2 separate regions of the Homo sapiens genome follow, and region 1 is linked to region 2. A link is a loop called in an ENCODE intact Hi-C map of the cell type or tissue named here. Cell type or tissue: K562. All regions are shown on one strand. Links, peaks and the distances in the headings refer to the core of each region. The heading gives the core; the rest is flanking DNA.

Region 1 (16,263 bases), core at 4,511-12,510, 560 kb after region 2:
GGCTTCATCATGTGCAGCGGCAAAGAGAACCCGGACAGTGATGCTGACTTGGATGTGGATGGGGATGACACTCTGGAGTATGGGAAGCCACAGTATCCTTGGAGCACTATGGGGGCTGGTGGGGCTGATAGGGCAGGCACAGGGAATAAGAAAAGTAGCTCTTCTAGTATTCACCTGCACCACCCCCCGGGCCAGAGTCTCAGCTTTGGCCAGGAGGGCCATGCTCTCCTGAGGATTCAACCCTCATAGCCTGCTGCAAACTAGGATCCATTGTCCTTGACCACCATGCCAGATACACAGAGGCTGATGTCATCCCCTGCACAGGCGAGGAGCCTGGTGAAGCCAAGGAGAGAGAGGCACTTCGGGGCGCAGTCCTAAAGCAAGTGTGGGCACAGGCTTGGGCGGGTGGAGCAGAGAAACAGGAAGCCCTGAGGCAGGGGTTAACGCAGTACTGACCCTCAGGGCTGTCCTGCCCGCCTTCAGGCCTCACTTTGTTTTTCCTCCCTCCTTTCCTCCAGTGGCGGCCCTCCCAGCACGCGCATCACACCTGAGTTCTCTAAATGGGCCAGTGATGGTAAGTCCTGCCCCAGGTTAGGAGTAATGGGGGAGAGGGGGTATCCCTAGATGGTGGTGACTGACTCAAGCCCAACCCCTCACCTGTGCTGCCCAGTCTGGCCGGAGTGTGAGTTGCCCCTCTGTCCCAGCAGAGATGCCATCCACCAGCAATGGTGAAAGCAGCAAGCAGGAGGCCATGCAGAAGACCTGCAAGAACAGCGACATCGAGAAGTAAGTGTTTGGCCAGGAGAGAGCCCTGGGACCACAGTTCAGTGGGAGGAGGGGCCCTTTGCTAGCAGGAAGGCCTGCTGCCAGGGCTTCTGGCCCTCCCAAGTGCAGCTCAGTGCTGCTGCCCTGGGCACACGGCCGGCAGTGGAGCCCAGCTGGTGCTAAGCGTGACTCTGTGAATTGATCACTGGGCCACGGCCCCAGAAGCCTTGGCGGTGGGAGGAGCAGTCCACCCGCCTGCCTGCCTGCCTGCCCGCCTGCTGCGGCGGCCTTCGCCCGGGGAATGTGATGTATGGCCGCCCAGCCCAGCCGGCACACTTGATTCATCTCCAGTTTCTGTTTCTTAATCGGGAGCTAAATTGGTTTCATTTTTCTTGTCCCGGGTGGCACTCGCAGTGGATTTTAGGCAGGAACATTGGGTATCATCACTTCTGGTAGGAATTTTTGGCCTGGGTTCTCTGGCAGAGGAAAAGGGATCCATTAGCACTTTGCCCAGGGCTGAGCAACCCCTGGCCTGGATCCCTGGGAACCACAAAGATTTGGTATCAGCTGGGCATCTTCCTGCCTTCCCAGAAGCCCAAGGAAGGCCAGTTCTGGCCTCAGGAGATGGCATTGTCCAGTCTAGGCTGCCTGGTGCTGCTGCCATTGGTCATTGCTTAACTCCAGTACCCACCCCACCTTCTGACTGCAGGCTAGGTTGCCTGGGGTTAAAAGGCAGCCTCTTCATTCCAGGGCCAGTGTTCCATCTTTGCCTCCTGCCAGGAGAGTGGATTGGAGGCCGGTGCAGGGCCGGGTCGGTGGCCCAGGGTCACCTCCCATTTGTTTCCCTCCATTTTGTGTTGTCATAAATTCATTCCAGCCCGTTGTGGTTGATCAGTTTATCTCGGCCGGGGCCGCGAGTGCTGCTGGCATGATGTATGGGCCGCGGCGCAGGGCCCGGCTGCCCATGAATCACCGCAGCTGCTCCGTGTCAGCGCCGGAGCGGGCCGTATGGGTTCTGCGCAACCAGCTTGTGGTGGGGAGGAATGACGTATGGATGTTTATTTAATAATTCTCTCCTACTCCAGCTGAGCAGGGCGGGCGGGGTTGTAAGGGGCACCCACCCTCGTCTGGAGGGGCTGCTCATAAATCAGAAAGACAAGATCATTAATCAGGGATGGCGCCCGAGGGGGAGGTGGGGGCAGAGCCAGTGGCTTCCATGAAGGTACAACCCACCCAAGGCTGGGGGGAGCCAGGATTTCTGTCCCACCTGTGTGAGCACAGGCACCCGTAGGCAGGGATCTCTATGATGAGGTGGAGACTGGCTCAGTCATGTGCAGAGCTCTCCACTGGGTCTGGATCTGCTGAGACTGGGGCCCATCAGTCCCCGTGATTTCTCTATTTCTTGCCCTAGATCTGTTTTACTACTCAGGGAAAAGGAATGGTAGGATGCCATGGCTCCTCCAGGAATCTCCCCACCCCATGCCCTGGAGGGACTCAGGAATAGCTCACAGCCAGCCTGGACCAGGGGTTGGAGGCTTGGGTATTTCGCCAGAGCCAAGATTGGAGGGCAGGTGTGTGCTGAGCACATCCAGGATAGGTAGGCTCTGGAGTTGGCTATTGGCCTTCAGTGGGGCCTTGTAGCTCTTGGAGATGGCATGGGAAATGGCTTCATTCTCTCCTGGCCTCATCCTTCTTTGCCATTCCAGCTCTAGTTCTCTGATTTGGGGTTTGGGAGTTAGTTCTCCATTCTGGTGTAGGCTGCCCCCAGCTGCAGGCCTTAGTTTCCCCATCTTTGACATAACTATATAGGACTAGGCAAATTCTCAGCTTAGTCCTTGGAGTGGAAGGGAGCACAGCTACAAATCCTTGTCTCCTTATCAGGAATTTACCTGTAATCCAGATGGGGATGGCACATATGGCATTGTGCAAAATGCCAGGGAAGGAGCCTGCTGTTCGGAGGCTTGTGAGGAGGGAAGGGATGGTAAAGGCTTCCAGAGCCAGAGAGCTAAATGGAAGCCCCCAGGGAATCAGCCAGTACCAGGAGGAAAGAGTCAGAGCCTTTCTTGGCATCCCTGGAAAGAGGCAAGGCAGAGGGAATCATGGACCCTAGGGTGATGGATTTAAGTGTCCCTGATACAAGGACACAGCCACTAAGGAGTCACGCTCTGTGTTGCTGCTAGCTCCCCAAAGGAAAAAGGCCAGAGATTGAAGTTGTATTGCCCATGAAATGGGACCACTACCCTCCCTGCACTCCCATTACCACTCACATCCAGCAATGACAGGCCACCTGTAAGCTCTCAAGCTTCCTGAGCCAATTGTCTCCCCTAAACTGCAGAACAGGTGCCCCCAGGAGACTGTCCTTGCCCAAAGTCCACGTCCCTTATGATTCCCCCGCCTCAGTCCAGCCTCTGCTTCCTGATTGAGTACATCTGTGAAACCTGAGCTGTTCGTACCCCCACTCTTCCAGCATCCTCAGCAGCTTCCTGCTGTCCACGAGATAAACTTCAGCTCCTTCAGGTGTGGCATTTGAGGTCCTCTTGCATGCCATCTCCTTTCTTACTGTAGCACTTTGCCTACATGTGGGCCTTCTAGCCAGACTGGGCTCTTGGGCCTCTTGGCCTCTGTTTCTGCTGTTCCCTTGGCCTGGAGCCCCACCTCCTCCTGGGTGTAGCCAGTATAGTCATGGTCAATCACACAGTTATTAGTTGATCATGGAATCAGTCTGCCAGGTTTGAATCCCATCTCCCTGACTCTGTGGGGACCTTGAGCAAGCTACTTAATCTTTCTGTGCTTTAGTTTCTTTGTATATAAAATGGAGATATTAGAATCTTATGGGGTTTTTGTAAGGTGTAAATAAGATAATTATCAATCCCTCAGTACAATCTCTGGCATTTAGTAAGTGCTTAATAAATTTTAGCTATTTTATTTGTATTATCATTATTATTCCCTAAGGCCAGTCTCCTATACCATCTTTTCTACTTTTCCAGGAAGCATTCTTCTCCATCTGTGAGCTCCCCTGGATCCTGTTCATTTGTTTTAGGAGGGTGGGAAGGTTCCTTGAGAGAGTCCTAGCTATTCCCTGTTCAGCAGTGCAGCCCAAGGAGTCCTGGAAATGCAGGAGGGACCTTCAGGTGCAGGGCTTGGCCCACACACAGGACTACCAGGGCATCTGATATATCTAGGAAGTAACAAGGAGCCCTGGAGGCAGGCCAGGGCTGTGGCAAAGAGACCTAGATCATGTGGGACACGCCTAGTCCCTGCATCTGTCCCCCTCTCCCTGGAGTTTGGACGGGCCCTTTCTTCAGCAGGTGTTTGCTCACGTCCCATGCCTGAGGTGGGGCTCTTGGCCATAGTCAGTATTGGTGGAGTGAGCAGCCCGCCCTCAGGGAACCCATACTCAGGAACTTTACACTGCTGTGGTGGAGTTCACACGGGGGGCTGTGAGAGCCACTGTGCAGTGCTGGCTCAGGGGTCTGGAAAAGGCTTCTGGGAGGGCATGGGAACAAAACTAGATCTGAATGATGAGGCAGAGCTAGTGAGTCAGGCGAGGGGGTGCAGAGGGATCACAGTGCAGAGGCCAAGGCAGTGAAAAAGGTGGCGTGGATGGTGACACATAGGAGTCGAGCATAAAATGCGTGGCAAGGTCCTCAGGGGTACGGCGGGCTGGGGCTGGACCAAGGAGTGTAGTGGAGCTCTCTACTCCAAGGGGGACATTGGAATGTTGGAAGTCACACCACGAGAGATTTGCTTTGAGAACATAAATTCCTCTAGGCGCTGGGAGAGTGGAATAGAGATGAGGGGCCTGGAGGCAGAAAGGCTGTCTGGAAAAAGTTAGTGGTGGAATTGGTGGAAGACATCTGAGAGCCTGGACTCATGGTGGTGAGGAGAGATGCCGGAGATACTAGGAGAGATGACAGATTTGGGTGGTTGGGAAGACTGCGAAGGAGTGGTTGAAAATGGTTCCCTGGTATCTGGTGTAGAAATTCATCCGAATGGGAATGGAGGAATAGAGAGGGTGAGGAGTTTAGTTCTGGAATGTGGAATTTGCAGATTCAGGTTATCAGAGAAAGGGGGCAGGCAGGGATGCCTAGGGGACATTTATGTATTTGGTTCTGGAATTCAAGGGAGGCGTAGGCTGGAGGTACAGATGAGAGATGCCAGCCTGCTACCCAACCATGCCTTCCTTTTTACAGAATCACCGAAGATTCAGCTGTGACCACGTTTGAGGCTCTGAAGGCTCGGGTCAGAGAACTTGAACGGCAGCTATCTCGTGGGGACCGTTACAAATGCCTCATCTGCATGGTGAGTAGAAAAGAACCTAGGGGTGCCCTTGGTCAGGCTTCCACGCCCTCTGGGGGAGTTGGAGAGGGTGGGCCTACCTCAGAGTGACCCCTTCTCTGCCCCCTCCTCCCTAGGACTCGTACTCGATGCCCCTAACGTCCATCCAGTGTTGGCACGTGCACTGCGAGGAGTGCTGGCTGCGGACCCTGGTGAGGTGGCATGGGGGTCGGGGAATGGGAGGCCGCTCCGGGCACTGCCCAGATGTCTGTGCTTATGCCTGAGCCTGCCTGGGGGAAGTGGGGAGCATGGCGCAAAGGAGAACAGAGCCAGGAGCCAGGATATTTACCCGCAGGATATTTACCCCCAGGCTCGCTGCCTCTCCTCCCCAACTGCAGGTTTAGGAACTTCTCCCCCTCCATGAGTTCACTGCATTCTCCCTTCCCCGCCCCGGTCCCCGAAGGCCCACTGCATCACACAGACTGGTGAGGCCTGGGGTCAGGAGGAGGCTGGCTGTAGGTAAACAGGACCAGGGCCTTGGCCCCTCCCCCTCCCATTACTAAGCTCCTTCTGCTCCTGCCCCTGTTCTTCGCTCAGGAGCAGCCATTAAAATGTCGCCCGGAGACAGTAATAAAAGGCTCGGACGTGGGCTCTGTGTCCTGATCAAAGGCCGCGTGTAATCTCGTTAGGGCTGCGGCTGCCACAGCTGGACCCAGCCTTGTTCTCATTACTGGGGCTCCTGCTGCGGGGCTGGCCAGGCGGTTTGATCCTGGCGTCCCCCCAACACAGGAGCGTGCCTGCCTGCTCACAGAAGCTGCCTATGCGTCCCCAGCCTGGGCTGACAGGACCAAGGTCTCAGCACACACTGGTGCAGAGAGACATGGCTGCAGGCCCAGGTGCTCACATGCGCACACATGGCTCATTGTGTAGACCAGAGCCCTCCCTGTTCTCCCTGCAGGGTGCCAAGAAGCTCTGCCCTCAGTGCAACACGATCACAGCGCCCGGAGACCTGCGGAGGATCTACTTGTGAGCTATCTGCCCCAGGCAGGCCTCGCCTCCAGCAGCCCCACCTGCCCCCAGCCTCTGTGACAGTGACCGTCTCCCTTTGTACATACTTGCACACAGGTTCCCCATGTACATACATGCACATACTCAAACATGCGTACACACACACACATTTACACACGCAGGACTCTGGAGCCAGAGTAGAGGCTGTGGCCCAGGCACTACCTGCTGGCTCCCACCTATGGTTTGGGGGCCATACCTGTTCCAGCTCTGTTCCCAGGGTGGGGCAGGGAGGTGGGGGTTGGGGGAGTAGTGGGGCACGGCTCCTAAGATCCAGCCCCCATACTGACAGACGGACAGACAGACATGCAAACACCAGACTGAAGCACATGTAATATAGACCGTGTATGTTTACAATGTTGTGTATAAATGGGACAACTCCTCGCCCTCTACCTGTCCCCTCCCCCTTTGGTTGTATGATTTTCTTCTTTTTTAAGAACCCCTGGAAGCAGCGCCTCCTTCAGGGTTGGCTGGGAGCTCGGCCCATCCACCTCTTGGGGTACCTGCCTCTCTCTCTCCTGTGGTGTCCCTTCCCTCTCCCATGTGCTCGGTGTTCAGTGGTGTATATTTCTTCTCCCAGACATGGGGCACACGCCCCAAGGGACATGATCCTCTCCTTAGTCTTAGCTCATGGGGCTCTTTATAAGGAGTTGGGGGGTAGAGGCAGGAAATGGGAACCGAGCTGAAGCAGAGGCTGAGTTAGGGGGCTAGAGGACAGTGCTCCTGGCCACCCAGCCTCTGCTGAGAACCATTCCTGGGATTAGAGCTGCCTTTCCCAGGGAAAAAGTGTCGTCTCCCCGACCCTCCCGTGGGCCCTGTGGTGTGATGCTGTGTCTGTATATTCTATACAAAGGTACTTGTCCTTTCCCTTTGTAAACTACATTTGACATGGATTAAACCAGTATAAACAGTTGCTGCCTGTGTGTTATGTGTGTGGGGTGGTGGGGGAGCTAACTAGGGGAGGTGGGCTGAGGCAGTTAAGGGGTTAATTCCTGGTGGCAGGATGGGGGAAAGGACTTAGCTATAGGTGTATGACACTGTGCAGGGTTGGTCTGCTCTGGGGCCGTGGAGCATTTGGTTTGGAGGGGGGTGGGGCTGGGGATCTGGGCTCCTGACTATTGATGGGTAGGGGCTCTAGGTTAATTCTTTATCGATGCAGAATCGTCAGCTCATTAATCACAGAAGAGGTCAGAGCTTGGGGGTACAGAGGGGATGCAAGCTCTATCCCCCAACCTAGGCTAGGAGTGGCCACAAGCTTGGGTACAAACACAAGCCCCAGGCCTCTATCCCTTTCTGGTCCCCTGAAACATACCAGAGACCACAGTGGGATCACCCTATCAGCCTCCCAGGCTTTTGTTCTATTCTCCAAATGTATCTCTAGTGACCATCATCCCAGTGTAGCTACTGCCTAGATTCTCAAATGGAAAGAATGGAAACCCTATTATCCAGGATGGACCTTCAAGTCTCCCATGTGCTCAGAGAACCAAGGCTGGAGAGATGGCACTTTGACCCCCACAGCTCCCCACTGCCAGTGAGGTAGCTCAGCTTCCTAGATGCCTCCCAGGCAGGTGCTAAAAGTTACATGTAAGTCTTCACCCACAACAGAAAGCTGTTTGGAGAAAAACAGTCAAGGCCCCAGAGTAGCCCCATGACTCCAGACTTGCTTTGACACCTTGCACACCAGGCCCATCTGCCCAAATCCCCAGCCTTAGTTGCCCATTTTCTCTGGGATACCCACAGTGAATTCCTCAGAATTGGGTCCAGTTGGCAGCTCCTGCCACCCTTTGCACCCAGATGAAGCACAGACAAGTCCCCCTTGGAGCCCAGCAAAGGCCCTTCACAGCTCCACGCCCAGTTTGATGGCACCCAATATCCTGAACACAGGGATCCTGGGGATGTACACAGCCTCTGTCGAGGCGGGTGGAACAGCTCCAGCGATGGCTGAGGGTTTGGGAAAGAAACAGGTTTGGAAGAGAAGAGTGGGTAGGTGAGGGCAACGGAGAGATGAAGAGGAGGCTCTTAATGCCCAGTTCCTGTCAGGCCGACTTCTTTGATGTCTTTAGTCTCCCCTCCCACAAGCTTGGACTCAGTAGGTCCTTGATGGCTGGTTACTGCCACCCTGGGGGCCATATGGTCTCTAAAAGGGGCCATTAACCCAGAGTGAGGGCATTCCACTGAAGCCCGCCCTGCTGTGGGAGCCTTGAGCTGTCTCATGGCACAGGCTGCACTGCCACCTGTTGGCCATGGCTAGGAATGCAGCCACACAGCATGGGAATCCCTGCCACCATAGTGGGGACTCACCAAGGACTGATGGGATGCAGACAGAACGCGGCTCTGGGGACAAAGGATCCATCATCCCCAAGAGTCAGCTCCCATCCAGAGCTTTTCTAGCCATCTCCTTCACTGCCCCCTAAGCCCCGTGATCACCACGGTAAGCTCATTCAATCAAATATTTATTGAATACCTACTATATGCCAACATTGTGCAGTAGTGACTTCTAGAATGATCAATGATACTGAACTATCAGGCTGAATTCACCTCTTCTGCCTAGAGAGTATCTAAGTGGGTCTCCCTTCCAGAAGATGAAGGAGTTTGCTATTTCAGCCCAAATCCCCTTACCCTGGTTCTGGTCTTTAGGGCTTGGGAGTTAGCTCATCCCAGCTCCTGTTACAATGCTGCTGCCTTCCTGCCCCCCACTGTCTCTGGCAACTTTCAGCTTGCAACTTTCCCAGACCCAGCGGCTTCCTAGCAAAGTGTGGTAGAGCCAGGCAGGCCCCTAACCTCAGCTCCTCATCTGGCTTCTACCTCAGACTCCCAGGCAATGGGGTCAGAGGAGCCTCTCTGAGTGAACTGCCAAGTGGGAGCCATGTGAATGGTACTTTACACTGTAGGGCTTCGCCCTGCTGGAGCAAAGATCATAGCCCCTATCCGCAGCCTGACGCTACCCCTGACCGATATACCTTCCCTCTGGCATCTCCCCACAAAGGTCACCTTCCATTCAAGGAATCAAAACTCAACTCTGGTAACAGGCACAAAGTTTCAGTTATGCAAGATGATGAAGTTCTGAATTATGCAAGATGCAAGACTATTCAGTTCTAGAGGTCTGCCGTGCACATAATCTCTTAAATTTTAAGTATCGTACACACTTACAATTTTGTTAGGTGATCTTGGCCAGGCGCGGTGACTCATGCCTGTAATCCTAGCACTTTGGGAGGCTGAGGTGGGAGGATCACTTGAGCCTGGGAGGTTGAGGCTGCAGTGAGCCATGATTGCACCATTGCACCCCAGCCTAGGTGACAGAGTGAGACCCTGTCTTGAAATAAATAGATAAATAAATAAGTAAAGAAAAAAAGAGAGTAGGTCTCATATTAAATGTTCTTACCAGAGTTTAAATTTTAAAAAATCAACTAGGGCTCACCCTCAACACCCCCCTCCATTTGTCAACCTCTACAGCCTGCATGCCACAGGAATCAGCAGCCTGACTGTTGCACTTGTCCAAACACAACTGACTGCAAGGCTCCCACAGACACATGCCCAGGCACTCCTGCCCCTTAGGATTCTGTGGTAAGCAGACCACCAGCAGACAGAGGCCCCCAGGAGACAGGCCCATAGGAATTTTCTACTTAGGGGACCGCAAAGTCCCAAAGGGCTACAGGGAGTTGAACGAGAAGAGTGCCCGACAGATTGCAGGTTGTGGGGAGGTGTCAGGCATTTATTTCTGGAGCAGAGGTGAGATGGAGCAATGGCCTCAGCAGCGGACGCAGTTGCGCATGAAGTCGACACAGAGGCTTGTGTAGTAAGTAGGGTAGTCACGGAGGTGGCTGACGTGTGCAGATGACACGAAATCCACAGAACGCGCCAGGACCCGGCGTGCCAGGCGTGCCTCCACCATGCGTTCTATGTCTCTGGCCAGGACTACTTCGTCAGCCCTCGAGTAGAGGTAGAGCTCGGGCCAGCGAGAGCCCGCGTCCTGTAGCCTGTCATAGAAGTGGGTGTGGAAGAGGGCTGTGATGGGAGCAAGCAGGACGTGGAACAGGACGACCACCAGGGCAAAGGCCACCAGCAGCAACAGGCGCAGCATGGCGGCCCGGCGCTCCAGGATGGCTGCCAGGGCCCGCAGAGCCCCTACCAGGTTGCTGTCACCAGGAGCGCTGTCAAAGATGGTGCCCACCACACGCAGGCGGCAGAAGCGACGGGTCTGCAGGAGCTCCAGCACGTAGCGGTACAGCATGACGCCACCGTTGCTGAAGACATGGAAGAGCAGGGGCTCCTTCTCAATCTCATAATCAAAGAGCAGCTCGAGCAGCTTCTGGGCCAAAACACGAAGTGAAGGGATACCCAGTGACTCGGAGAAGAAGACCATGTGCCACGGGGCTGTGTATCGGATTACGATGCAGCCCTGGGGAGAGAGGCCTGGTCAGTCCTCACAGATGAGGTGGGGGTAGTGGGTACAAGCTAAGGTCAGAGGGGCCCAGCAACCCCAGCCTGTAGGACATAGGCCATGGGGCCCACAGCGTCAGCAATGCTCTGGGTCCTGCTTCAGCCTGAGCCCACCAGCCCGCTGCCCACAGACACAGGTGCCTTCTGGGCAGGGAAGGTATACTTAAGGCCCATTTTTGGACTAATTGCTTCATGCTGGCCAAGCCCTCTTGGCCTGGAGTGGTATTTGAGGCCCAGAGCCTGAAGCATATACTGGAGACACCTGGGCTGACCAGAGGAAGTCTCTTTACTCTGGTTCCCTCCTGTCTGTGCCCCGCACTCCCATCCTAGGCCTTGCACATTTGGGATGGGGCCTCACTGCTTGGCTATACCCTGTCCCAGCACCTCAGATCTGCACTGTCCCTACCTCCCAGACAGAAGTAGTACCCCCATGAGACCAGTACCCGAGAGCTGGCCTGCAGGCGCCAGCCCTGACCACCAGAGGCCACTTCTGAGCCAGGCCCACATCACTTTCATCACTGGTCACTGTCACCTTCCCTCTCTCCCAGGCTCCTAAAAACAGAGTCCATACTCTCTGGACTCAGGGACCTGACACTCAAATGTCCCTGGTTCCCCGGCCTGGGATCACTCCTCATATCTGCCCTGAAATTCCAAATACAGTAAACACTTGTTCCTCGAATTCTATAATCTGGGCCCAAACTCCCTCTAGGTTTCTATATTCCTCACGCTTGGGCCAAGGGTGCCACAATCTCCACACAGGTCCCCTTCTAGGTCAGTTAGAAAAGCCACCATGCCTGGCTCCTAATCCCCTCTCATCCTCCTGTTCAGAGACAAAGGGCCCTTTGTCAGGGGAATGTGACTTTGGAGAGTGCTGGGGTCAGACAGGTCCGGGTTCAACTCCTGGCACCACTATGTATCAATAGTAAGAACAAGGAGCAGCTTACTACTTTCTGAGTCTGGGTCCCCATCTATAAGATTACGGTGAAATTGGGATAACACCCACCTCATAAGGTTATGGGTAAAATTAGATGAAAAAAAATGTATCTCAAATGATCAAAGCAGTACCTGACACAAAGTAAACTCTCAACCAACAGCAGCAGTAATTAGTGATGTGGTAGTGACAAGGAGAAAATCGTATGGCCACAGTAGTTAAATGACCCATGGCTAAACAGGGATGGTCAGCAGAGGTACCTTGCCATCAGCCGCCTGACCTCCTAGCCCTGGAGTGCCTAAGCATCCCTCCCAAGACTCTGAAGAGGAGGCTGCTTAAGGCCACCCACATTCTCCCAAATGCTCAAATCTGACAGAGGCCTTTCAGTCCCCACTGTATGTTTCTCCCTGGCAGCATCTGGAATCACACACTCCTAGAAATATTATCTTGCAGCCCAGTCTCTTCAATAAGCCAGTAACATGAAAAAAGGGGCTGTTCTATAGCCTGGACGACATAGGGAGACCCCATCTCTAAAAAAGAAAAAAAAAATGGTTGGGCACAGTGGCTCACACCTGTAATCCCAACACTTTGGGAGGCTGAGGTGGGCAGATGACGAAGTCAGGAGTTCGAGACCAGCCTCACCAACATGATGAAACCCCGTCTCTACTAAAAATACACAAATTAGCCAGGCGTAGTGGCACATGCCTCTAATCCCAGACACCTGGGAGTCTGAGGCAGCAGAATTGCTTGAACCCAGGAGGCAGAGGTTGCAGTGAGCCGGGATCACGCCATTGCACTCCAGCCTGGGCGACAGAGCAAGACTCTCTCTCAAAAAAAAAAAAAGAACAACAACAAAAAAAATACTAGCTTGGCGTGGTGGTGCATGCCTGCAGTCCCAGCTACTCGGGAGGCTGGAGGCAGAATGATTGCTTGAGCCCAAGAGTTGAGGCTGCAGTGAGCTATGATTGCACCACTGCACTCCAGCCTGGGTGACAGAGTGAGACCTTGAATCTAAAATCAGGTGGGGAGGGGAAGAGTTCTGGATTTAAAAGAGCCTTAAGAAGAAACAAAATAACTAGATGCAATGTGTGATCTTAGATTGGATCCTGTTTGGGGCACATCCGCTGTAAAGGATGCTTTAGGGACAATTAGGGAATCTGAATATGGACTGGAAACTAAATGAGATCAAACAAGAAGGTGGAGATCATGATCTGAAAAAAGCAGGATACAAAGCAGTAGATTCAATAGGTCTCATGTAGGTAAAGAGAAGATATACCCCCCCAAAAAGCTGGAAGGATATACACTAAGTGTAAATAGAGGTCATCTCTAGGTGCTAGAATATGGTGTTTTTGTTTTGTTTTGCTTGTTTTGTTTGAGACAGGGTCTCACTCTATCACCCAGGCTGGAGTGTAGTGGCACGATCACAGCTCACTGCAGCCTCAACTTTCCAGGCTCAGGTGATCCTCCCACCTCAGACTCCCAAGTAGCTAAGACTACAGACACGCACCACCGTGCCTGGCTAATTGTTTCAATTTTTTTTGTGGAGATCAGGTTTCACCATGCTGTTTAGGCCGGTCTCAAACTCCTAGGCTCAAGTGATCCTCCTTTCTGAGCCTCCCAAAGTGCTGGGATTACAGGCATGAGCCACAGCATCCACCTTGTTTTCTTTTAAATAATAAAATATTAGAGTTTTGGGTTGGACTTTTTTTTTTTCTCTACATTCATCCTGTCCTCCCTATTGGAAAGTCTTCCTTTCCAAGACTACCCCTCCCCCAACCCTGCAACCTCAACACCTCTGCCTTCTCTGGGATCTTACTCCATCTACTTTCTCCCTCATGCCTTCTGCCCAAGTAGCATCTTTACCCCTGCCCTGTACAACGGCCCATTTCCCAAAGACTCTGCAGATTCTGCCACACCTTCCTGGGTTTTCATATCCATCTCTGGCCACTCCTCCTTTCCTTGTAGGACCCTCTTCATCTTCCACTCCATTAAGTTTGGGTTCCTCAGGACTGTCCTAGGCCCTCTTCTGTCCCTCTACACACTCCCTGGGGGATCTCATCCACTCCAGAGCCTATGGATTCTCTTCTAGTGTTCCGGTCTCAAAAAACACACCCCCCTCTACCCAGGAGGTGCCCAGCCAGAAACCTGGCATTACCCTGGGAACCTCCCTATCCCTGTGCCCATGCCCAATCTCTCATTAAACTACCATTCTACCTCCTGACAAACTCCTCAATCCATCACCTTACCTCTACCGACACCCCCAACTCCAAGGTCCTGACTACCCTCTATCCCTGGATCATGGCAAGCCCCTCTAAACTCACTTCTGGCTTCCTGCCCCACCCCTCCAATCTCCCCGCTACTCTGCAGCAAGGAACTTTGTTTATTTTGAGACAGGGTCTCACTTTGTTGCCCAGGCTAGAGTGCAGTGGTGCGACTTCGGCTCACTGCAACCTCCACCTCCCAGGTTCAAGCGATCCCTACCACCTCAGCCTCCCTGGTAGCTGGGACTACAGGTGTGCGCCACCATGCCTGGCTAATTTTTGTATTTTTAGTAGAGATGGGGTTTCACCATGTTGGCCAGGCTGGTCTTGAACTCCTGACCTCAAGTGATCTGCCCGCCTCAGCCTTCCAAAGTGCTGGGATTATAGACATGAGTCACTGCGCCAGGCCAAAAGGGACTTTCTGATTCACGAATCTAACATCACATCCCTGCTTAAATACCCTGAGGACCCCCTCCAAGCCCCACCTCTTGCCGGGTACCTGTCCCTTCATTCTTCATCCCAGCCATACTTGACTATTCCTGGTCCCCCTGCCTGCCCTCAAGGATCTCAGGCTAATGAAGAAGCCAGACAAGCCGAGCCCAGTGAGCAGAACTCGCAGCTGAAACTGCCCGCAGTGAGGCTGTCTGTAAAAAGCAACACCAGAGCCCCAGCCTCGGAGGTCGGGGAGAGACTTCAAGCTCAGAACTACATTTTCCCCCAGTCTCTCTCCCATTCCAGGGCCACCACACACCTCAGTCAGGCGGGATGTGGACGTGGGTGAGTGGAGGGATGCTGAGGGAAAGGGGGCTCAGCTGGCCTTTCTCCCAGGTGCCCCCCCACTGCTCAGTCCAAGGCTTCCAGCTGGCAGTTGGAGCTGTCTGTATGGGTACCCCTGCAGGAGGCTGTTTGGGGGAGAGATCTGGGCTGAGGAGGGGAAGGTGGAGCTGGAGGCCCAAGATGTGAGAGAGGCTTCCAAAATATAACCAGGTCCTGCTAAGGCCCTCTGCAGTTACCACAGTCTCTATATCCAACCTTGGTTGGATGAGAAGAAGCGTGAATCTCTTTTCCAAGAGGCCCTACTAGTCTGGGAATGTGAAAGGTGCCATGGGCAGTCATAAGACAGAAACTCACCTGGTGGGAAAGGAGGAGGTCCTGGGAGTACAAGCTATGTCCAGACACCCAGCCCTGGCTCCTGCTGCCCGCAGAGGCACTGGCCAGTTAATAGGGACTGGAGCCTGGGCTGACTCTACAACTGTAGGGCACATCAAGGGTGGGCTGCCCATTGTGGAATGCAGGGAGGAAGGAAGGGGAAGCCATCAGGAGACCAAAGGGGTCACGCCAGGCCACAGAGCTGGCAGCCAAGTGGGGATAATCCCACCAAGTCCCTATAACCCCATGGCCTTCCTCACAGGCTTTTTTTTTTTTTTTTTTTTTTGAGACGGAATCTCACCCTGTCACCCAGGCTGGAGTGCAATGGCACAATCTCTGCTCATGCAACCTCCACCTCCTGGGCTCAAGCGATTCTCCTGCCTCAGCCTCCCAAGTAGCTGGGATTACAGGCACGTGCCACCAGGCCGGCTAATTTTTGTATTTTTAGTAGAGACAGGGTTTGACCATGTTGGCCAGGCTGGTCTCGAACTCTAGAGGCTGTTCTTAAAGCCATTCCCAGTCCTGCCTCAAAGGTGGTCAGCCCTCACGGCAGCCCAGGGGAGAGGGCACCAGAGTACTCACCCTTTTGTGGTAGATGGCACTGTACTTGGCAAGGTTCTTGTCCTTGCAGCCACCCCAGCCCAAGAGAATCACCACAGGCTGCCGAGTTTCTGCCTCCTTCCCACCTGGGCTGGGGCTGTTCTCTGAAACACAGATGTGGACTGTCAACACCAGAGCTGGGGTGGGGGCGGGGGTGACTGCCCAATCCAGAGTCAGCAGCACTCCGGCTGCTGCAGGCAGGGAACAACGGGTGCCAGGCCCAGGCATCCTGCCAGCACGCATGCACCAGTTCCCACCCCGTGCTGCTCCAGCTGCCTTTCTGCAGGAGGCACCATGGGGTCACCGGACAAACCAACACAAGGGCACCTTTCTTTAGAGACTCGAAGACAGCCCAAGTGAGGAAAGTAAATACCTTGTCCACGCCCTTTCCTCTTCTGATCCAGGGCTCAGCGAACTACAACCCCGGGGCCAAACTGAGCCCACTGCCTATTTTTGTATGGCCTGCGAGCTAAACTAATTTTCACATTTTTAAATGGTTAAAAAAAAAATCGGCTGGGCGCGGTGGCTCACGCCTGTAATCCCAGCACTTTGGGAGGCCGAGGCGGACGGATCGTGAGGTCAGGAGATTGAGACCATCCTGGCTAAGACAAAAAAATACAAAAAAAAAAAAATTAGCCGTGCGTGGTGGCAGGTGCCTGTAGTCCCAGCTACTCAGGAGGCCAAGGCAGGAGAATGGCATGAACCTGGGAGGCGGAGCTTGCCGTGAGCCGAGATTGAGCCACTGCACTCCAGCCTGGGCAACAGAGTGAGACT
Region 2 (16,263 bases), core at 3,227-11,226:
GCTACTTGTGAGGCTGAGGTGGGAGGATGATTTAGGCCTATGAGGTCAAGACTGCAGCTTGCTATGATCCTGCCACTGCACTCCAGCCTGGGCAACAGAGCAAGATCTTGTCTCAAAAAAAAAAAAAAAAGTTTTTGATTGGTGGTGACTGCATAAGCCTTTGCTCATTGCTGAGCAATGAGCACATTTAGAACACATTTTCTCTGTGTTCTAAAAACATACATGAAGGCAGGCACGGTGGCTCATGCCTGTAATCTCAGCACTTTAGGAGGCCAAGGCAGGCAGAATGCTTGAGCCCAGGAGTTCAAGACCATCCTGGGCAACATAGTGAGACCCTGTCCCTAGAAAAAAAATAAAAATTAGAAAAAAAAAAAAAGAATTACCAAGCCATAATCTGGGTAGAAACAACCTAAATATTTACAAATACCCTTTGTGGTAAAAGATGAGGTACTTGTATTTATGGGCAAGTGAGCATTACTGTTCATTCATTCAGTGAATGTTTATTGAGTGCCTACTATATATATATATGTATATATATATGTGTGTGTATATATATGTGTGTGTATATATATGTGTGTGTATATATACATATAGTTGTAGTTGCTGGAGATAAAGTGACTAAAGCAGGCAAAAACGCCTTCCCTCATGGAGCTTATGTTCTAAAGGGGAAGACAGAAAGCAAACAAGGTACAGAAGTAAATTATATGTTATGTTAGGTCACACCTACAGAGAGAAATAAAGGAAGGAAAGCAAATAGAGAGTATGTACATGGTAGACAGAAGAGGATTGCAATTTTCAGCTGGGTGGTCAGGACAAAGCTTCACTGAGAAGTGGATCTTTGAAGAAAGCTGGAAGGAAGTAATGGTGAGCCATGTGGCTATCTGAGGAAAGAGCATTCCAAGGCCATGAGTAATAACTTTTGCCTAAATTCCATTAAGAAAGAGAAGTTGGACACGGTGGCTCACGCCTATAATCCCAGCACTTTGGGAGACCAAGGTGGGAGGATCATTTGGGCCCAGGAGTTCAAGACTAGCCTAGGCAACATAGTAAAACCTCATCTCTACAAAAAATAAAAATAAAAAATAGAAAGTTAGCTGGGCATGGTGGTGTTGCTTGTAGTCCCAGCTATTCAGGAGGCTGAGGTGGGAGGATTGCTTGAGCCCACGAGTTCGAGACTGCAATGAGCTATGATCATGCCATTGTGCTTCAGTCTGGGTGATAAAATTGAGACTCTGTCTCAACAAAAAAAAAAAAAAAAAAAAAAAAAGGAGAGAGAGAGAGCAATGGCATGGTACATTCCTGTTATTACTGGAGGTCTGGGAGATGTGGAGGAACCAGTAAAGCTTTTCACTGAGGTAGACTGAGGAAGACAATAAGCAGGAGATAATGCTGTTCTGGAAACCAAGTGAAGAAAAGGTGTCCAAGGAGGAGAGAGTGACCAACTCTGTCAAATGCTGCTGGTCTTCCAGTAAGACGGGAAGCAAGAGCAGACTAGCCCTGGAGGAGCATGGGGTGAAAACCTGACAAGGGGGCACTGGGAAGACCAGATGGAGGGAAAGTGGAGACGCTGAGTATAGACACTTGTGTTGAGGGATTGTGCTTTAAAAGAGAACAGAGACGGTGGGGCGTGGTGGCTCACGCCTGTAATCCCAGCACTTTGGGAGGCCGAGGCAGGCAGATCACCTGAGATCGGGAGTTTGTGACCAGGCTGAGCAACATGGAGAAACCCCGTCTCTACTAAAAGTACAAAATTAGCCAGGCGTGGTGGCGCATGCCTGTAATCCCGGCTACTCGGGAGGCTGAGGCAGGACAATCACTTGAATTCGGGAAGTAGAGGTTGCGGTGAGCTGAGATCGCGCCATTGCGCTCCAGCCTGGGCAACAAGAGTGAAGCTCCATCTCAAAAATAAATAAATAAATAAATAAATAAATAAATAAATAAAAATAAATTAAAAGCAGAGAAACAGTACAATAGCTGGAAGGGGGAATAAGAAAAAGCTTAGCCTTTGCCTTTTTGTTTCCTGGGTTTTTGGAGAGTTCAGAAGCTAGTACAGCATCTTTGCATCCTGATGGTGATTATCCACTGGAGAGTGAATAACAACAGTATAGGAGAGTTAGGGAAATTGCAGGAGCAAAGAGAGGGCACAGCCAGCCCAGAGAGAAGGCAGAGGATTTGTGTAAGGATGCTGTTGGCTTGGTGAATTTGATGGCTGTGGGAGTTCTCTCCTGGTGGCCTCCATTAGTGAAATAAGAAACAAGGTCATCAGCAGAGAGTTAGGATGGAACATGTATAAAGAGGGAGGAAAAGCTGTGAAATAATTAACTCAGAGAGGAGGAGAGTTAATGGACTAGAAAAATGTAGAATAATTGCCAGGAAGTTAAGTGCCCACTTGAGGTAAGTGGTCATGAATTTAAAGCAGTCCAGTCAACACAGTTGCTTTTCTTCAGCCATATTCGGCAGCATCGATGTAGATATAGAAGAACTGGATTTCACAAGGGTTTGGGTTTTGCCAAGCAACTAATACAAATTGAGGGTTGATAATACAGTTGAGGGTAATTGCAATGGCTGATTATGATTGAGCATGGAATTTAAACTGGGTGAGGAAGTGTATTGGTCAGTTCAGGCTGCCGTAACAAGATATCACAGAATGGGTGACTTAAACGACAGACATTTATTTTGTCATCTTTTTTGTTTGTTTGTTTATTTTGAGATAAGGTCTTGCTCTGTCACCCAGGCTGTATTGCAGTGGTGTGATCATGGCTCACTGCAGCCTCCACTTCCCTGGGCTCAGGGGATCCTCCTACCTCAGCCTCCCAAGTAGCTAGGACTACAGGTGTGCACCATCACACCCAGCTAATTAAAACAAAAAAAAATTTTTTTTAAAGACAGGGTCTCCCTATGTTGCCTAGGCTGGTTTCAAACTCTTGACCTCAAATGATCCTCCCACATCAGCCTCCCAAAGTGCTGGGATTATAGGTGCGAGCCACCACACCCGACTATTTTCTTCTAATTTTAGAAGCTGGACTTCCAGGATGGAGGTACAAGCAGGGTATGGTAGGTTGCTGGTGAGGCTTGTGACATCTGCCTTCTGGCTGTCCTCACATGACCTTTCCTCTGTGACTATGCAGAGAGCTCTCTGGTGCCTCTTCCTATATATTTTATATATATATATATATATATATATATATATATATATATATATATACACACACACACACACACACACACACACACACGCATATATAAACACACACACACACACATATATATAATATATATGAAATTATGAAATGAGAAATGTGTGTTTAATGGCAAACCTTGGCACATTCCAACACCAGGAATGGCATGAGGTCACAGAAGCAGGTATGGGTAGGTGATCTCCATGGAGCTTCACATGATGAAGAGGATGAGGAAGACCACCATCAAACAGAAGAGTCCCATGGACTCAGACAGGACAAAGCTGACAATGGCACAGGAGAAGAGCTGCTGCTTGAGAGATGGGTTCCTGGCATAGCTTGATCAAGCTGCCAAGCACTCTTATTTTTATTTATTTATTTATTTATTTATTTTTGAGGCAGGGTCTTGCTCTGTCACCCAGGCTGGAGTGCAGTGGCACAATCACAGCTCACCGCAGCCTTAACCTCCCAGGCTCTAGCGATCTTCCTACCTCAGCCCCCCAAGTAGCTGGAACTATAGGCGCCACTATGCCTGGCTAATTTTTGTATTTTTTTAGTAGAGATGGGGTTTTGTCATGTTGGCTAGGCTAGCCTTGAACTCCTGACCTCAGGTGATCTGCCCACCTCGGCCTCCCAAAGTGTTGGGATTACAGGTGAGCCACAGCACCCAGCCTGCTTAGGCTATTTAGATGAATTCTCTGGCCTGTTCAGGAAGGAGGCAGATGCAGGCCGGATCAGAAATGGAAACAGAAGTAGAAGCCCAGTGGTCTGCATCTTTTCAGTCTGCACTCCCACTGCCCTGCAGCCCTTTCTCAGCCTTGTCTAAGGTGATTTCTTCGTGTTCTTATAGGGACACTAGTCCTATGCGATAGGGCCACTCTTACAACTTCATTTAGCTTTAATTACCTCTTCACATGCCCTATTTCCAAATGCAGTCACATTGGGGGTTAGGGTTTCAATGTCTGAACTTTGGTGGGGGGCACAATTTAGTCTGCAACAGGAAGGAGTGAGATAGATGAGGGCACAGTGGTAAGATGAATGCACTGTAGGTAATGATCACTGGAGCTAGAGCGTTAGGTGTGAGCTGAAAATAGGAGGAGCTGATTGGAGAATGGGGTGTGTGAAATTGGGAGCAAAGAAGGGTTGCAATAATTTGTCATAACAAAATCTAGGGTATGACTATGGGGATGAGTGGCTGACTTAGTGGATAAAAAGACCACAGGAGGAGGGTATGCTAAGGAACCGACAGGCCAAAGCATTAGAAGGAATATCTCTACTGAAATTAGCAGGAATTATCACATGAATGGTGCTGAAGAGAGTCACAGTGAGCCAGGTGTTAAATCTTCAAGAAGGAGGGAGCATAACCTAAGGTAAAATAAGGGCAATAAGGCAGGGGTACACTGTGTTGGGGGAAAAATGCAGCATAACCAAACACAAGTCATAGAAGAAAATATCTGCAATGCATGTAACTACTAGGAGGGTCACAGATTGGATTCTCCAGATGCAGATGCTGAGATGGAATCTGAGGTGCAAGAAGCTTAGTAGGGATCAACTCTTGTGAAAGGAAGGAGAAGGAAGCAGGATTGGGCAGAGGAAGAACTTGAACTGAGAATCAGGCCCCACAAAGCCTCAACCAACCCAGCAGGGAGCTCTGGAGCAAACACTGTACATCAAAGTGTTCTAAGTTAGGCCAAAATAGCTGGGCCTTTCTACCAGCTACGGATTGCTGGGAAGCGTATGACCTTGGGTGAAGCAGCTCTCTGCAGATGAGGCAGATCCTGAAATAGCTGACAGTTGGAGGCTGTCTGCCTAATGCACTCCCTGCAGCTGGGCAACAAGTTCTTCCTTGAAGGGGGATCTGGGCAGTGCGTCTCTGTGTCTGCCACAAAGAGAGTTGTATTTTATTTTGCAAACATAAAGAACCCGTACAAATCACTATGAACTTCTGAGTTGCCAAAGATAATAGTGGCTGTCCAAATCGGAATCGCTTCATATCCCAAGCAACCATATAGAACAAAGGTCAGCAAATAACATCCTGTGGGCTAGGCACCTGTTTTTGTCAACACATCAATTAGTTCATGCATTGTATGAGTGCTTCATGTTACAAAGGCAGGTTGAGTAGTGTGATAGACAGTATGGGATGGGTGCGGTGACTCATGCCTGTAATACCAGCACTTTGGGAGGCCAAGGGGGGCGGATCACTTGAGTCTAAGAATTCGAGACCAGCCTGGCCAACATGGTGAAAACCTGTCCCTACTAAAAATGCAAAAAGTTAGCCGGGCGTACTCGGGGAGCTGATGCGGGAGGATCCCTTGAGCCTGGGAGATCAAGGCTGCAGTGAGCTCTGACCATGCCACTGCCTGGGTGATAAAGTGAGACTCTGTCTCAAAAAAAAAAAAAAAAGAGAGAGAGACAGTATGGCCTGGAAGCCTCAATTATTTACTATATGGCCCTTTTAAGAAAAAATCTGCTGGCCAGGTGCTGCCACACCTGTAATCCCAGGCAGGAGGATCTCTTGAGGAGTTCTAGACCAGCCTGGGCAACACAGTGAGATCTTGTCTCTACAAAAAAAAAAAAAAAAAAAAAAAAAAAAAAAGAAAAGATTTGTTGACTCCTGGTTCTTGATACAGAAAAAAATAATAACAAAAACTAAATTCTCAGCATAACTGGATGACAGAGAATTCCTAAACTTTAAATTACCTGTAAGTAGAAAAAATAAACACCAAATTCCAGTGAGATGGCTTTCACAGTTCTACTGCAAATCTTTGTGGAGAGCAAGGGCAGTCCTGGAAAAACTGTGGAAGAGAAGAGGGGGCAGGTAACAGCAGGCCAAAGATTGATCTGAAATCATTGTGTTAAAGAGAAAGTCCGCCCTAAGAGAAACAACACGAAAACGAATCCTGTAGATCAGAGCACTGACCACGGGGAGGGACTGAAAAGGGCAGCGTAGCCTCAAGGAGACAACCTCAGAAAAGTCGCGCTTCTGGGGAAATAGAATGCAAGAAAGGAAAGGAGAGGCACACTTTGAAGATTAGGTGGTGAAGGGGAAAAGAATCAAAAGGTGCTATAACCAGTGAGTACCCAGGGGGAGAAAAAAAGAATCAAAAGAGGAAAATGTAGGGCATGTAACACAAAACAGAACCCAAAACTTGCAGGAGATACAATTCCCACCACACACACACACATGCACACGCACACACACACACACACGCACGCATGCACACACACACACAGAGCCATCCATTAAAGCAGCAGTTGTCAGACTTTTTTGTTTTCAGGACTTTGTTATACTCTTAAAATGAGTACCCTAAAGAGCTTTTGTATTTGTAGGTTATATCTATCAACATTTACTATATTCAATATTAAAACTGAGAATTTAAAAAGTATTTTAGGAATTAATTTAAAAAGAATAATAAACCAATTCCATATTAACATAACTAATTTTTAAATGAAAAATAACTATATTTTCCAAAACAAAAAATTTCATGAGAAGAGTGGCATTTTTTTTACATTTTTACAAATCTGTTAATATCTGGCTAAACAGAAGACAGCTGGTCTTATATCTGCATGTCTAAATTCAGTCTGATGCAATATCACATGTCCTGTAGCTCCTAGAAAAGTCCATACCTCTGGGCCAGGCACTGTGGCTCACACCTGTAATCCCAGCACTTTGAGAGCCTGATGCAGGTGGATCATTTGAGGTCAGGAGTTTGAGACCAACTTGGCCAACCTGGTGAGACCCTGTTTCTACTAAAAACATGAGAATTAGCCAGGCATGGTGGCACGCACCTGTAATCCCAGCTACTTGGGAGGCTGAGGTAGGAGAATCTCTTGAACCTGGGAGGCGGAGGTTGCAGTGAGACGAGATCGTGCCACTGCATGAGACTCCATCTCAAAAAAAAAAAAAAAAAAAAGAAGAACAAGAAAAGAAAAAGAAAGCTCCATACTTGTTAAGAGAATGAAGGTCAGAAAGACAAAAGCATATTAGTATATTCTTAAAATAGTTTTGACTTTGCAGCTACTTGAAAGATTTTGGGGACCTTAACGGTTCTTGAATCACACTTTAAGAACTGCTGTATTCATTGCTTGAGCCTAGGAGTTCGAGGCTGCAGTGGGCTAGGATGGCATCACTGCACCCCAGCCTGGGGGGTGAGAGAGAAAAACTCTGTCTCAAAAAAAAAAAAAACCCAAAAAACAACAACAACAACAACACACACACACTCTCTCTCTCTCTCTCTCTCTCTCTCTCTGCCCACTTCCCTCCCCCAAATTTAAAAAGAACTACTGCATTAAAAAAAAAAAAAAAAACTTGCTCTTTGGGTCAGGTGCAGTGGCTCACACCTATAATCCCAGCACTTTGGGATGCTGAGGTGGGCGGATCACCTGAGGTCGGGGGTTCGAGACCAGCCTGACCAACATGGAGAAACACCATCTCTACTTAAAATACAAAATTAGCTGGGCGTGGTGGTGCATGCCTGTAATCCCAGCTACTCGGGAGGCTGAGGCAGGAGAATCACTTGAATCCGGGAGGCTGATGATGCGGTGAGCCGAGATCGAGCCATTGCACTCTATCTAGCCTGGGCAACAAGAACAAAACTTCGTCTCAAAAAAAACTTGTACTTCACTACACTGACAGAAGGGGACGCCATTCAACTAAGAATCTTGGAGACCACTCTCATTCCAAAAAATAAATAGCCAAAAACAGATTAAACGTTTCTATAAGAAAATAGAAAATGAGAACCAAAATAGTTCAAGTGATGAACATTTCTACATTTCCCCCCAAAAGAAAAATTACCATGAAGCAGAAGAAAAATGCTGTAACACAACACACCAAACTCAATGAATTGTCGTCTTCAGGCAAACATTTGAGGATATGACAAATCACTCTTTAGCTTTTTTTTTTTTTCCTTTGAGACAGGGTCTCATTATGTTGCCCAGGTTGGACTTGAACTCTTAGGCTCAAGCAATCCTCTCACCTCAGCCTTTCGAGTAGCTGGGTACCCTTTACTCAAGGGGTACAATATATGTGACTTGAGTGATAGACCCCCTAAAAGCTCTGACTTGACCACTATGTAATCTATTCATGTTACAAAATTATACTTGTACTTCAAAAATTTATCAAAAAAAACCCCAAAAAAACAAAAAAAGGAAAACCATCTTGAAACCAAAATTCAAAAATTAAAAGCAAATGGGCATCCCCCTGCTCTGAAGGAATAAATTAAGAGTTCACTGAACTCAGGAAAGAAGGAACAGACAAAATGATTTCAGAAATAAAGCCTACATTATAAGGTACTCAAAGGAGAATAAATTCAAGTGGAAATGTAATAAGGGGCATTGAAGAAAGACAGTTTTGCTTGATGTGATCCTATTTGTCCATGTTTGCTTTGGAAAAACCAAGAGGATGAAAATGAAATCAAGAGAAAAGTGTTGGGAAGAAAGACTTCTCCTCTACCAACCTAAGTCCAGCTGGTTGGGGGCCTGTGAATTAAATGGCAATAGAGTAACAGGGGGAAAATACACATGTGGGCGTACCCTATAGAGAGAGTAGCTCCCTGAACAGCTGGGGGTAAAAGTTTATGTACCAACCTATATACTACCCCAGCGGGGCTTTAGGACTTCAAAGAATGGAAGCTTCTTATGAGTCTTGTTTATACAATTTTTTATTTTTTTGAGACGGAGTTTCACTCTTGTCCCCCAAGCTGGAGTGCAGTGGTGCGATCTCTGCCCACTGCAACCTCTGCCTCCTGGGTTCAAGCGATTCTCCTGCCTCAGCCTCCCGAGTAGCTGGAATTACAGGCATTTGCCACCACATCCAGCTAATTTTTGTATTTTTAGTAGAGACGGGATTTCACCATGTTGGCCAGGCTGGCCTCAAACTCCTGGCTTCAAGTGATCCACCTGCCTCTGCCTCCCAAAGTGCTGGGATTACAGGTGTGAGCCACCGCACTCATCTTTATACGATTTTTTAAAAAGTGTCTTGATGTTCAACGTCAGTGCTTCTGTGACCAGAGACCTCTGGAGGAGGGTTTGTGGCAGCTATGTCTCCTAAGGCTCTGAGTTAGTCAGATAAGGGAAGTTTCAGATAAGATTTCTCTCTGCGTCTGTTGTAGCTCAGATATTTTTCATTGGAAGTTATCTCTTTACCAAGTTAGTGTACTGTTTTCTTCAGAAGTAAAAAGAGTCAGAGAGAAAGTGCTTGAAATGGAAGACAGAGAAGAAACAGTCCAAGTTAAACCTTGGACAACCTGAGTCTGAACTACGTGAGTCCACTTAGATGTGGATTTTTTTTGATCAAACAATATTCGCCAGATGCAAAACCCATGTATATGGAGGGGTGACTTTTCATATACCACGATTTTGCAGGCTGACTGCAGGACTGTTGACCATTAGTATGTCTTCTTTTGAGAAATGTGTATTCAAATCTTTTGCCCATTTTAAACACAGGTTATTTGTTTTTTTTTTCCTATTGAGTTGCTTGAACTCCTTATGTATTCGATTATTAATCCCTTGTCAGATGGGTAGTTTGCAAATATTTTCCCCCATTCCATGGGTTGTCTCTTTTCTTTGTTAATTGTTTCCTCTGCTGTGCAGAAGCTTTTTAGCTTGATGTGATCCTGTTTTTCCATTTTTCTTTGGTTGCCTTGTGCTTTTGTGGTCTTAGTCAAGAAATCTTTGCCAGACCAGTGTCCTAGAGAGTTTCTCCAATGTTTTCTTTTAGTGGTTTCATAGTTTCCGGTCTTAGGTTTAAGTTTTTAATCCATTTTGATTTGATTTTTGTGTATGATGAGGGATAGGGGTCTGCTTTCATTCTGACTATGGCTATCCATTTTCCCCAGCACCATTTATTGACAATACTATCCTCTCCCCAATGTATGTTTTTAGCACCTTTGTCAAAAATGAGTTGACTGTAAATGCATTAATTTTATTTCTGGGTTCTCTATTCTGTTCCACTGGGCAATGTGTCTGTTTTTATTGCCAGTACCATGCTGTTTTGGTTACCATAATTCTGTAGTATAATTTGAAGTCAGGTAATGTGATGCTTCCAGCTTTGTTCTTTTTGCTCAGGATGGCTTTTACTGTTCTATGTCTTTTGTGGTTCCATACACATTTTAGAATATTTTTTTCTAGTTTTGTGAAAAATGTCATTTTATTTTTTTATTTATATCTTTTTTTTTTTTTGAGACGGAGTCTCACTCTCACCCAGGCTGGAGTGCAGTGGTGTGATCTCGGCTCACTGCAAGCTCTGCCTCCCAGGTTCACGCCATTCTCCTGCCTCAGCCTCCCAAGTAACTGGGACTACAGGTGCCTGCTACCATACCTGGCTAATTTTTTTGTATTTTTAGTAGAGACTGGGTTTCACTGTGTTAGCCAGGATGGTCTCAACCTCCTGACCTCATGATCCGCCCGCCTCGGCCTCCCAAAGTGCTGGGATTACAGGCATGAGCCACCATGCCCGGCCTATTTATATCTTTTTTTTTTTTTTTTTTTCCTGAGACAGAGTTTTGCTCTTATTGCCGAGGCTGGAGTGCAATGGCGTGATCTCAGCTTATCACAACCTCCACTTCCTGGGTTCAAGTGATTCTCCTGCCTCAGCCTACCGAGTAGCTGGGATTACAGGCATGCGCCACTGCATCTGGCTAATTTTGTATTTTTAGTAGAAACGAAGTTTCTCCATGTTGGTCAAGCTGGTCTTGAACTCCCGACCTCAGGTGATCCACCTGCCTTGGCCTCCCAAAGTGCTGGGATTACAGACATGAGCCACCATGCCCAGCCTTTTATATCTTTTTTTTAATCCCTCAAATATTCTTCTATCCAAATTATTGGTATTTTGATAGGGATTGCATTTAATCCGTAGATTTTTTTGGGTAGTATAAACATTTTACCAATATTGATTCTCCAATCCATGAACATGGAATATCTTTCCATTTTTTGGTATCCTTTTCAATTTATTTCATAAATGTTTTACAGTTTTCATTGTAGAGAGATCTTTCCCTCCTTTGGTTAAGTTCATTCCTATCTATTTTTGTTTGTTTGTTTGTAGCTATTATAAATGAGATTACTTTCTTGGGGTTTTTTTTTCATATTGTTCAGCTGTTGGCATATAGAAATGACAAAGTTTGTATGCTGATTTTATATCCTGCAACTTTACTGAATTTGTTTATCAGTTCTGAGAGGTTTTGGTGGAGTTTTTTGTTTGTTTGTTTTGTTTTGTTTTTTTGAGACAGAGTCTTGCTCTGTTGCCAAGGCTGGAGTGCAGTGGCCCAATCTTGGCTCACTGCAACCTCTGCCCCCCAGGTTCCAGTGATTCTCCTGCCTCAGCCTCCCGAGTAGCTGGGACTACAGGCGTGTGTCACCATGCCCAGCTAACATTTCTATTTTTTGTAGAGACAGTGTTTCACCATGTTGCCCAGGCTGGTCCCAAACTCCTGGCCTCAAGTGATCCACCCACCTTGGCCTCACAAAGTGCTGGGATTACAGGTGTGAGCCACTGCACCTGGCCTTGGTGGTCTTTAGGTTCTTCTAAATCTAAGATTATATTGTCTGTAAACAAGGATAATTTTACTTCTTCAAATTTGGATGCCCTTTACTTCTTTCTCTTGTCTAATTGCTCTGGCTAAGACTTCTAGTACTACATTGTTTTTTATTTTTATTATTTATTTTTCTTTTTTTTTTTTGAGAGGGAGTCTCGCTCTGTCGCCCAGGCTGGAGTGCAGTGGCGCGATCTCGACTCACTGCAAGCTCCGCCTCCCAGGTTCACACCATTCTCCTGCCTCAGCCTCCAGAACAGCTGGGACTACAGGCGCCCACCACCACGCCTGGCTAATTTTTTTGTATTTTTAGTGGAGACGAGGTTTACACCGTGTTAGCCAGGAATGTCTCGATCTCGTGACCTTGTGATCCGCTCATCTTGGCCTCCCAAAGTGCTGGGATTACAGGCATGAGCCACTGTGCCCAGCCTACGGTTTTTAAAAAAAAATTTTTTTAATTTTTAAATTAAATAAATTTTTGTCAGATGGATAGATTGCAAAAAAGTTCTCCCATTCTGTAGGTTGCCTGTTTCTTTTCCTGTTCAGAAGCTCTTTAGTTTAATTAGATCCCATTTGTCAATTTTGGCTTTTGTTGCCATTGCTTTTGGTGTTTTAGTCATGAAGTCTTTGCCCATATCTATATCCTGAATGGTATTGCCTAGGTTTTCTTCTAGGGTTTTTATGGTTTTAGGTCTTACATTTAAGTCTTTAATCCATCTTGAGTTAATTTTTGTATAAGGTGTAACGAAGTGGTCTAGTTTCAGTTTTCTGCATATGGCTAGCCAGTTTTCTTAACACCATTGATTAAATAGGGAATCCTTTCCCCATTGTTTGTTTTTGTCGGGTTGATCAGATGATTGTAGATGTGTGGTGTTATTTCTGAGGCCTCTGTTCTGTTCCATTGGTCTATATATCTGTTTTGGTACCAGTACCATTCTGTTTTGGTACCAGTACCATGCTGTTTTGGTACCAGTACCATGCTGTTTTGGTTACTGTAGCCTTGTAGTATAGTTTGAAGTCAGGTAGTGTGATGCCTCCAGCTTTGTTCTTTTTGCTTAGGATTGTCTTGGCTATGCGGGCTCTTTTTTGGTTCCATATGAAATTGAAAGTAGTTTTTTCTAATTCTCTGAAGAAAGTCAATGGTAGCTTGATGGGGATAGCATTGAATCTATAAATCACTTTGGGTAGTATGGCCATTTTCACGATATTGATTCTAATGTAGACGACAGGTTGGTGAGTGCAGCAAACCACCATGGCACGTGTATACCTATGTAACAAACCTGCATGTTCTGCACATGTACCCCAGAACATAAAGTATAATAAAAAAAGAATGAAATTAAAAAAAAATTTGTGGGTACATTATAGGTATATTCTAGTACTATGCTGAATAAAAGTGGTGACAGTAGTTTTCCTTGTCTTGTTCCAGATCTTTGAAGAAAGTCTTTCTGTTTTTCCCTTTTCAGTATGATACTGGCTATGGGTTTGTCATATATGATTTTTTATTGTGTTGAGGTATGTTCCTTCTATACCCAGATTTTTTTAGTTTTTAACATAAAAGGATGTTGAATTTTATTAAATGCTTTTTGATATCTATTGAAATGATCTTATGGTTTTTGTCCTTCATTCTGTTGATATGGTGTATCATATTTGTTGCTTTACATATGTTGAACCATCCTTGCATCCCTGGTATGAATTCCACTTGATCATGATGAATGATCTTTTTGAGACAGAGTCTCACTCTGTTGCCCAGGCTGGAGTGCAGTGGTGTGATCATGGCTCACTGCAGCCTCAAACACCTGGGCACTCTCTCCCACCTCAGCCTCCTGAGTAGATAGGACCACAGGTATGTGCCACCATGCCTAACTAATTTTTTAGTCAGTTTGTTTATTCAGGTTTAGGATTTCTTCATGGTTCAATCTCGGTAGGTTGTATGTTTCTAAAATTTATCAATTTCTTCTAGATTTTCCAATTTACTGGCATATAGTTGCTCATAATAGTCTCTAATGACTCTGAATTTCTGTGGTATCAGTTGTAATGTCTCCCTTTTCATCTCTGATTTTATTTATTTGGGTCACTCTCTTTTTTAATTAGTCTATCTAAAGGGTTGTTAATTTTGTTTGTCTTTTCAAAAAGACAACTTTTTGTTTTGTAGGTCTTTTGCACTTTTTTAGTCTCAATTTTATTTATTTCTCTTCTGATCTTTATTATTATTTTTTTTAAAAAAGATTATTTTTAAATCTTTTTTGTGATGTATTTATTCATGTATTTTACTCATATTTCTTTTTTTTTTTTTTTTTCTGAGACTGAGTCTCGTCCTGTCACCCAGGCTGGAGTGCAGTGGCACGATCTCGGCTCACTGCAAGCTCTGCCTCCTGGGTTCACGCCATTCTCCTGCCTCAGCCTCCTGAGTAGCTGGGACTACAGGTGCCCACCACCACGCCTGGCTAATTTTTTGTATTTTTAGTAGAGACCAGGTTTCACCATGTTAGCCAAGATGGTCTTGATCTCCTGACCTTGTGATCCGCCCACCTCGGCCTCCCAAAGTGCTGGGATTACAGGTGTGAGCCACTGTGTCCAGCCATCTTTTATTCATATTTCTAACAGATTTTAGGTCTTACTCACTTTAATTTTTTTTTTTTTTTGAGACAGGGTCTTACCATGTTGCCCAGGCTGGTCTCAAACTCCTGGCCTCAAGAGATATGCCAGTCTTGGCCTCCCAAGTTGTTGGGATTACAGGCATGAGCCACTGTGCCAGCCAACCAATATACAGTGTTACATGAAAAAAGCAAAGTGCAAAAGAGTATCTATAATGTGCTACCTTTTGTGTGAGAAAGAGAAAACAAGAAAATGTGGGCCAGACAAGGTGGCTCATACCTGTAATCCCAGCACTTTGGGAGACTGAGGCTGGAGGATTGCTTGAGTTCAGGAGTTCGAGACCAGCCTGGGCAACACCATCAAACCCCGTCTCCACAAACAATAAAAAAATTAGCCAGGCGTGGTGGCTCACACCTGTGGTACCAGCTACCTGGAAGACTAAGGTGGGAGGATTACTTGAGCCCAAGAACTTGAGGTTGCAGTGAACTGTGATCATGCTGCTACACTCCTGCCTGCATGACAGAGCAAGACAGTCTTCTAAATAAATAAATAAATATTTTTAAAAAGAAAATATGCATATACCTACTCATTTGTGCAAGAATAACAAAATAGACAGGAAATAAATGAGACCTGGGCCAGGTGCAGTGGCTCACACCTGTAATCCCAGCACTTTGGGAGGCCAAGGCAGGTGAATCAGGAGTCAGGAGGCCAAGGCGGGTGAATCAGGATTCAGGAGGTCAGGAGTTCGAGACCAGCCTGGCCAACATGGTTAAACCCCATCTCTACTAAAAGTAGAAAAATTAGCTGGGTGTGGTGGTGCATGCCTGTAGTCCCAGCTACCTGGGAGGCTGAAGCAGGAGAATCACTTGAACCCAGGTGGCGGAGGTTGTGGTTGAGCCGAGATTGCACCACTGGACTCCAGCCTGGGCGACAGAGTGAGACTCTGTCTCAGAAAGAAAAAGAAGAAAGAAAGAAAGAAAGAAAGAAAGAAAGAAAGAAAGAAAGAAAGAAAGAAAGAAAGAAAGAAAGAAAGAAAGAAAGAAAGAAAGAAAGAAAAGAAAGGGAGGGAGGGAGGGAGACAAAGAGACTGGGCTGGGCACCGTTGCTCACGCCTGTAATCTCAGCACTTTGGGAGGCCAAGGTGGGTGGATCACTTGAGTCAGGAGTTCGAGACCAGCCTGGCCAACATGGTGAAACCCCGTCTCTACTAAAAATACACACACACACACACACACACACACACACACACACAAATTAGCTGGGCATGGTGGTGTGTGCCTGTAATCCCAGCTACTCAGGAGGCTGAGGCAGGGAACCTGGGAGGCAGAGATTGCAGTGAGCCGAGATCACGCCACTGAACTCTAGCCTGGGTAACAGAGTGAGACTCCATCTCAAAAAAAAAAAAAAAAGAGAGAGAGAGAAAGAAATGACACTGGTGACCCATACTGGGTCGGATGGGGTAGAAAGAATATGGGAATGGAAGTGAGGTACAGAGGATGGGAAACAGGAGAGAAGCTTTGCTGAGTGGACTTTTTTGTACAGTTGAGTTTTAGAACCATGCTAATTTATATATTTTATAAATTGAAACAAAAACAAGTAAAAATCTAAGAATGAGGGGGGGAACCTATGATGTAATATAAAGAAACAAATGAAACAAAATGTATTTCAAATGAATAACATAACCGCACTGGAGGAAAAAATAAAAGAACTAATTCGAGTAACTTTTATAGGTGTGAGCCACCGCACTTGGCTGTTTTGTTTTTGTTTTTGTTTTTGTTTTGTTTTGTTTTGTTTTGTTCTTGTTTTTTTGAGACAGAGTCTCACTCTGTCACCTAGGCCGGAGTGCAGTGGCGCAATCTCCACTCACTGCAACCTCTGCCTCCTGGGTCCAAGCAATTCTTGTGTCTCAGCCTCCAAGTAGCTGGGATTACAGGTGTGAGCCACCACCGCCCAGCCCATTCTAT

What was found. Peaks named below come from ENCODE experiments on the same cell type or tissue, not always from the same donor. Only the 100,000 strongest peaks of a DNase experiment are listed, where the experiment ranks them.
Region 1: it touches region 2 in a loop (9-fold over the local background); 6 of 110 quality-filtered maps call a loop at or near these places.

What each region holds. Positions count from the first base shown.
Region 1 is chr1:44,644,703-44,660,965 of GRCh38, forward strand. RNF220 (ring finger protein 220) reads left to right here. Exons shown (of 15, transcript NM_018150.4): 9 at 1-92; 10 at 293-379; 11 at 519-574; 12 at 708-786; 13 at 4,959-5,067; 14 at 5,181-5,255; 15 at 6,002-7,021. The coding sequence ends at 6,073. TMEM53 (transmembrane protein 53) reads right to left here. Exons shown (of 3, transcript NM_024587.4): 2 at 15,472-15,593; 3 at 8,545-10,507. The coding sequence ends at 9,857. LOC107984950 (a long non-coding RNA gene) reads right to left here and starts at 4,964. Exons shown (of 2, transcript XR_001738031.2): 1 at 658-4,964. RefSeq lists an enhancer at 5,582-6,163. In K562, for the core only: CTCF peaks have their summits at 6,567, 8,342 (motif pointing left) and 11,028 (motif pointing right); DNase peaks (open chromatin) are centred at 8,339 and 11,029.
Region 2 is chr1:44,084,566-44,100,828 of GRCh38, forward strand. It overlaps a transcript of KLF17 not described here. Among named protein-coding and RNA genes, the nearest start is that of KLF17, 26 kb to the right of the region's middle. RefSeq lists enhancers at 4,868-5,586, 9,117-9,441 and a silencer at 5,092-5,386. In K562, for the core only: a CTCF peak has its summit at 7,832 (motif pointing right); DNase peaks (open chromatin) are centred at 5,296 and 9,246.